2 separate regions of the Mus musculus genome follow, and region 1 is linked to region 2. Evidence: chromatin loops called from intact Hi-C (ENCODE). Cell type or tissue: heart. All regions are shown on one strand. Each heading gives the region's core, and the rest is flanking DNA. Links, peaks and the distances in the headings are about the cores only.

What was found. Peaks named below come from ENCODE experiments on the same cell type or tissue, not always from the same donor. Only the 100,000 strongest peaks of a DNase experiment are listed, where the experiment ranks them.
Region 1: it touches region 2 in a loop (1.9-fold over the local background); 1 of 42 quality-filtered maps calls a loop at or near these places.

Annotation. Positions count from the first base shown.
Region 1 is chr16:92,993,636-92,996,545 of GRCm38, forward strand. No RefSeq gene overlaps it. Among named protein-coding and RNA genes, the nearest start is that of Gm41499, 38 kb to the left of the region's middle. In heart, for the core only: no CTCF peak of the experiment used is centred there; no DNase peak of the experiment used is centred there; H3K27me3 peaks cover 1,528 bases.
Region 2 is chr16:92,713,888-92,716,797 of GRCm38, forward strand. All of the region lies in intron 2 of Runx1 (runt related transcription factor 1), which reads right to left. Among named protein-coding and RNA genes, the nearest start is that of Gm30281, 47 kb to the right of the region's middle. In heart, for the core only: no CTCF peak of the experiment used is centred there; a DNase peak (open chromatin) is centred at 1,774; H3K4me3 peaks cover 551 bases; H3K27me3 peaks cover 1,878 bases.

The DNA.
Region 1 (2,910 bases), core at 275-2,774, 280 kb after region 2:
TACGAGTGTGCTATCTCTCACAGCAAACAGGTGTTTGCGTGTGGGATAGAGTTGGGGGACTAAGAGAGTTTGGAGTCAGTTCCTAGCATCCATGCCATGGATCTTACAGCTGCCTCTAACTCTAGCTCCAAGGGGTCTAGCTCCTCTCTTTTGGCCTTTGTGACAGTGTACTCACATGTAAGTACACACACACACACACACACACACACACACACACACACACACACTAACATCATGCACAAATTAAAAATAATAAATCTAAAAAATTTGCCAGTAAGATCTCAAGAGGCTTTGGCTTATTGTAGAGTTTAAGGTACTTAAATATTTTAAGCCAAAATTAAATAAATACAAAAATCATAAAGTAACTTTTTAGAACATAGTTGGGAAACCAGTTCTTAAATACATTAAATACATTTTTTTCCTTCCAGCAAGGCATGGATTATAAGGACTTATAACACAGAGCTTTTTGTGCTGCGGGTAAGACTTAAAAAATGGAGTTTTAAAAAGAACTACTAGAGTTGTCAAACAACAACAACAAAAACAAAAACAACATTTACATTGCAAAGTAAGGGATTGAGGTTTAAGTTTAGATAGTACCATGAAGGATGGCTAAGCCCTCGTAGTTACTATTTCTGTTTTTCGAGTTTCACATAACTTCACAGGGCTCTCTGTTCATGCTGCATCCTGAGTGAGGTAAGATAAATGGGAAAGTTGTGTCCGAGGCTTCTTCTTGGGGCTCCAGCGGTATTCTCTGGGTATCATTTGGACAAAAGTCATCAATACATTATCTCTCACGGGAGGCAGGAGAATGCCCCCTAAAGATTTGAGGACCTAATCCATAAATCTGCAAACATGTGAATGGGCATCTTCCACGGAGAAAGGGAGCATGCCTGTGTGATGGAGCTGAGGACTGTGAGAGATGGGAGCAGCTAAGGTTACCCAGATGGACCTAGCTCAACCACAAAGGTTCCTAACAGAGTGTTTGCTTCTGACTGTGATCACAAGATCTGCCTGAAATGAGAATCAGATGGGACCTAGCAGATTTTGAGGATGGACCAGGGGAGGTTATATGCCAAGAAGGGCAGGCATCTCAGGAGATTATACAACAACGCAAGAAAACAGGTGTAATAGAGCCCCCAACAGAGAGGATTGGCCCTTCAGAAATCTTGATTTAACTCCTGTGACTTCTGTCAGATTTCTCCATCCTCATGGGTGAAATTTTAATTCCCAGATAGTCTGAGGTGGTGGGCTTGTTGGTGACTTCTTACATGGAAAACCAAAGCAAAGCTAGGGACTATCACCCAAAAGCTAGAATGTTCACCTGGACGATCGCCCTCTTTACTGAGTTTCTCCCTGATGTAAAAAGCAAGCAAACCACTTCCCACTCTTCCGTGTTGACAAATCAGACCCAACTCCCATGCAAAGACTGCTTCATCTTCCCAAAGATGTTCACTGTTTCTGCATGAGAGATACTGTGTTAAACCTACGCATGCAGACAGGAAGGAACAGCCAGCTGCCTCCTGGCCCCTCAACTTGCTGTAGGGTGAGATGGGTTCCCCTTCTCTCTCTTCTTCCTTCCTTCCTTACAGAACAAAACGCAGACTCCTGCCATCCACAGACACCCATTGCCCTTTTCAGCATAGGCAATGTACCATCCTCCTGATCTTGCAGAGGAGGGAACCGAAACACAGGTGAAGAGCCTGCCAGGGTCATATGCTAATAAGTGGTGGAGTCGGGAAAACAATCCTACACAGTCTGGCTTCACAGTCTGTGGCTTGACTGTTACAGCCCACGGGCTTGCATACAAATAATATCAAGGGCAGGGTGAGGAGTGAAACAATGGGGATGAGAGACAGTGGGGGTGTGACACGCAGGGCGCCTTGAACATCAAAGTGGCAGGCTCTTTTGAAGGAGATGGAAAATGCCGGCTGATACGGTAACATTTTATCTTAATATGAACCCGTGATAATAGCTAACATTTACTTTCTCCTGTATGTTATCTCTTGTTATGAAACATTCCAAGATGTAATGGTTTAAAATAACAGCCATTTGGTCATGCTCATAAGCCTACCTGTTACCCAATCAGTTCTCGTGGGACTGACTTGGTGTCAGTTTTAACTCAGGGGCCGTGGGCAGCTGTTGTAGATGGTGGCTGAGCCTTCTCTCATGTTTGGGGCTCTCTGGCTAGAGGCTATGCTTGCCTCAGTCCCCCTCACCTGTTTTGCCCTCTCATATGCTAGCCCAGGCATGTTTGCACGGAGGCAGACACCCGGCAAGGCATTCTTTCTGCTTAGATCTATTATTGCAGAGAACAACATGGGAAATTTCAATAAATCCAGGCAAGGGACTCAAGAAAAAAAAAAACAAAACTATTTTTGGATGGTCACAATACAAAGGGACTTGAGCACAAGAAGGGCAGAAATCTGGGACATTTTAGTTATTCATTGACCATTACTATGGTTGGATTACCTTGGACTCATAGCCAATCTCAGATACACATGATGTTGTTGAAGTCACTTGGTAGCTCATTTGCATTGACTCTGGGCCCCGTCACACAAGAGCCTAGGGACACAGCTTGTGTGCCCAAGGATCAGGAAGAAGAGCGAAAAGGAGCGTGTGAATTCCTTGAAGGCTCAGTGTGGTGAGATTGTAGCCACATAACAGGGATTGTCATGAGGTTGGGAGTAAATCAGGAGGAGGGGCTGGAGGCGGGAAGCATGGGGAATGGGTGTGATGTCCTGTGGGACCAAGGCTGGGGACTTTGATTAGGAGAGTGGATCAAGAGAAGAATGGGCTGGAAGGAGAAGGTGTTGGGGAAAGATTAGAGCGATAGGGAAACATGGAGAGGATATCCCACAGCAGAGATTTAGGAGAGCCAGGACTACGGATGGCTGGGGAGGCCGGGTCACT
Region 2 (2,910 bases), core at 214-2,713:
CCAAAGATCAAACCATGGCAAAGGCCTTCTGGCTGCTGGCTACAAAGACGTCTGAAACCTTCTGACCCAGAGGGAAGTCCGTCTGAGAACACAGTCTGTCACATGAGTTCCATGGCTAAGTGTGGTCACACTGCGTGTGACTGCAGACTCCCTTCCTTCTCTGTGTCCCTCTTTCCTCCATTGCCAAGTCTGAAACCATGCTGCTCTCAACACAGTACAAAGAAGACCAGACTGAGTTGGAACTGCTGGAGCAGCTTGAGATGCAGGAGTACCCTGAGATGCAGGAGCACTCTGAGATGCTGGAGCACTCTGAGATGCAGGAGCACTCTGAGATGCTGGAGCACTCTGAGATGCAGGAGCACTCTGAGATGCAGGAATACTCTGAGATGCAGGAGTACCCTGAGATGCAGGAGCACTCTGAGATGCTGGAGCACTCTGAGATGCTGGAGCACTCTGAGATGCTGGAGCACTCTGAGATGCTGGAGCACTCTGAGATGCTGGAGCACTCTGAGATGCAGGAATACTCTGAGATGCAGGAGTACCCTGAGATGCAGGAGCACTCTGAGATGCTGGAGCACTCTGAGATGCTGGAGCACTCTGAGATGCTGGAGCACTCTGAGATGCAGGAGCACTCTGAGATGCAGGAGCACTCTGAGATGCTGGAGCACTCTGAGATGCTGGAGCACTCTGAGATGCTGGAGCACTCTGAGATGCTGGAGCATTCTGAGATGCAGGAATACTCTGAGATGCTGGAGTTCCCTGAGATACTGGAGTACTCTGAGATGTAGGAGCACTCTGAGATGCTGGAGAACTCTGAGATGCTGGAGAACTCTGAGATGCTGGAGCACTCCGAGATGCTGGAGCTGGTCACTCACAAAAGGACAATTCTGAAGTAAGTGAGAGAACAGGGTTGCTCCAGTGGCTACCTTTCTGTGGTAGATGCTGCTAAGCATTTTCCTCCAGACAGACACGTACTATAATTTGTGTACTTTTCAGAGAGCAAGTGGGCTCCTAGAAACAAGCTGACTTCTCTCAGCTTGCCCATCTCGCAGGCCTGGGACCCTCCCTCTGAGAAGGCTGTCTCACCCTCCGCTCTAGCCCTGTGCCTCTTCCATTGGCCATTTTGTAACTTCCCTAAAATCAGGAGGGTCTTGTGAAATTTTCTCTAGAAGAAATTTAGAAATTACTCCTGGAAAGCTCCAGTGGGTCTCTTCTCTTTCAAAGTCCTTTCCCGAGAGCAATCCACAAGTTTAAATCCAGTTCCCAAAAGTCCCAGGAACCGACAACCTGATCTCTGGAAAAACACAAATGAAGATTTCTCTGGAATTCTCAAGCTATGGTACAGTGAGATGGAAAGGGGCTGGCATTAACAGTCTCTCAGGATCTAACTGAGTTTTTTTTTTTCCTTGATTTTTTTATTTCTTGATTTTTTTTTCTTATTTCTTGACTTTAATAGTTAAAAGCAAAAAAGGAAGACTTACTCAACGAGGCCACGTTGGACTGAGGAACAAAGAGGCCATCTTCCTGGACAAAATGTCCAACTTCAGGGACATTTATTTTTTAAGTAGCAGGGTGGAAGGGGGGATTTTTTTTCTTTAATGACCTAAGCTGAAACAAAGGCGACAACAACAACAACAACAACAACAACAACGACACCCGAAATATCTTTGTCTTTCCTCAGGAGAAGTGTCTTAGGACAGAGTGGCTGCTACAGCGGAGGTGTTGCTCAATGTTGTGTTACAACACTATTCCAACTGTCGCTGGGGCGGGGATGGCAGTCTTGCATCAACCCCCTGCAAGGTGTTTCCTGGGCTTTGCAGACAGCAGTGGGGGAGGTGCTGCTCCTCTTGTGAAGGCAGATAATGCCTCCCGCTCCCTCAGCTATCTTCTGGGGCTCGCCCTGGAGATAACAGCTTCACTGCCTGAGGGAGCCCCACGCTCCCAATTTGTAGATCTATATTGATGAAGCTTTTTGTGTTTATCAGACACAGTTTTATCATTCCTCTCCAAATGCCCCCAGTCACACTCAGCCTTTGAACTTTGGCGAATTTATCAAATGGGAGCAATGATTGAGGAGATGTAAAGGCTTATCTGGAATTCTAAAGAAAGAGGAACCGAGCCACGGATCTCTCTGCTAGAGCAGGTCTTTTGGGTGTGTGTGTTTGTGTGCATGGGCTTGTGTTTGTGCGTGCTTGTGTGTGTACGTGTACACACATGAGCACAGGCATGTGTGTTTGCACATGCACACGGGCACATGAAAACAGAGGAAGATGTTTCTTATCTGGGGCAGTAGATTGCTCTATGTAGACATCTTATGCATTTTGTTTTCCTGGACACCTTGCCTTGGATCTTTCTCAAGGCCCCAGAGCAGGTGGTTGAGCTCAGCCTGACTCGCAGTGTGCACAGAATGACAGGCCCTGCATAAGACCCACTTTGACCTCATTTAGATCAGGACTCTCTGAAACCAAGTATCAGCCCTTGAATGGGATTCATGCTGGCTTGTGTTACTTGTATCTTCTTAACAGGCAAACAGCACGAGGCTTTTGAAAGGTTCCAGACACCTTTAGAATCTTGTTCCTTCGTTTTTTTTGTCTTGTTCCTTCTTTTTTTGTCTACTTTTCTCCCCCTCTCTCTCATCTCTCTTTGTCTCTGTTTCTTTCTGTCTCTCCGTCTCTCTCTCATTCTTTTATCAAATTCTACTCTGCAAATCAATATAGAAAGGCGGGGAGGTGGGGACAGATGAAGAGGATGAGGCCCCTCCCTATGCTGGCACAGAGGCCCCTGCGATGCTCCCAATATCAGAGAGAGGTATGGGAGGAAGGAGGAGAGAGAAGGGGAAAAGAGGGGAAGGAAGGAGATGAGAGGGAGGGGGAAGGAGAGGGAGGGGAGGGAAGAAGAAGAAAGGGAAAG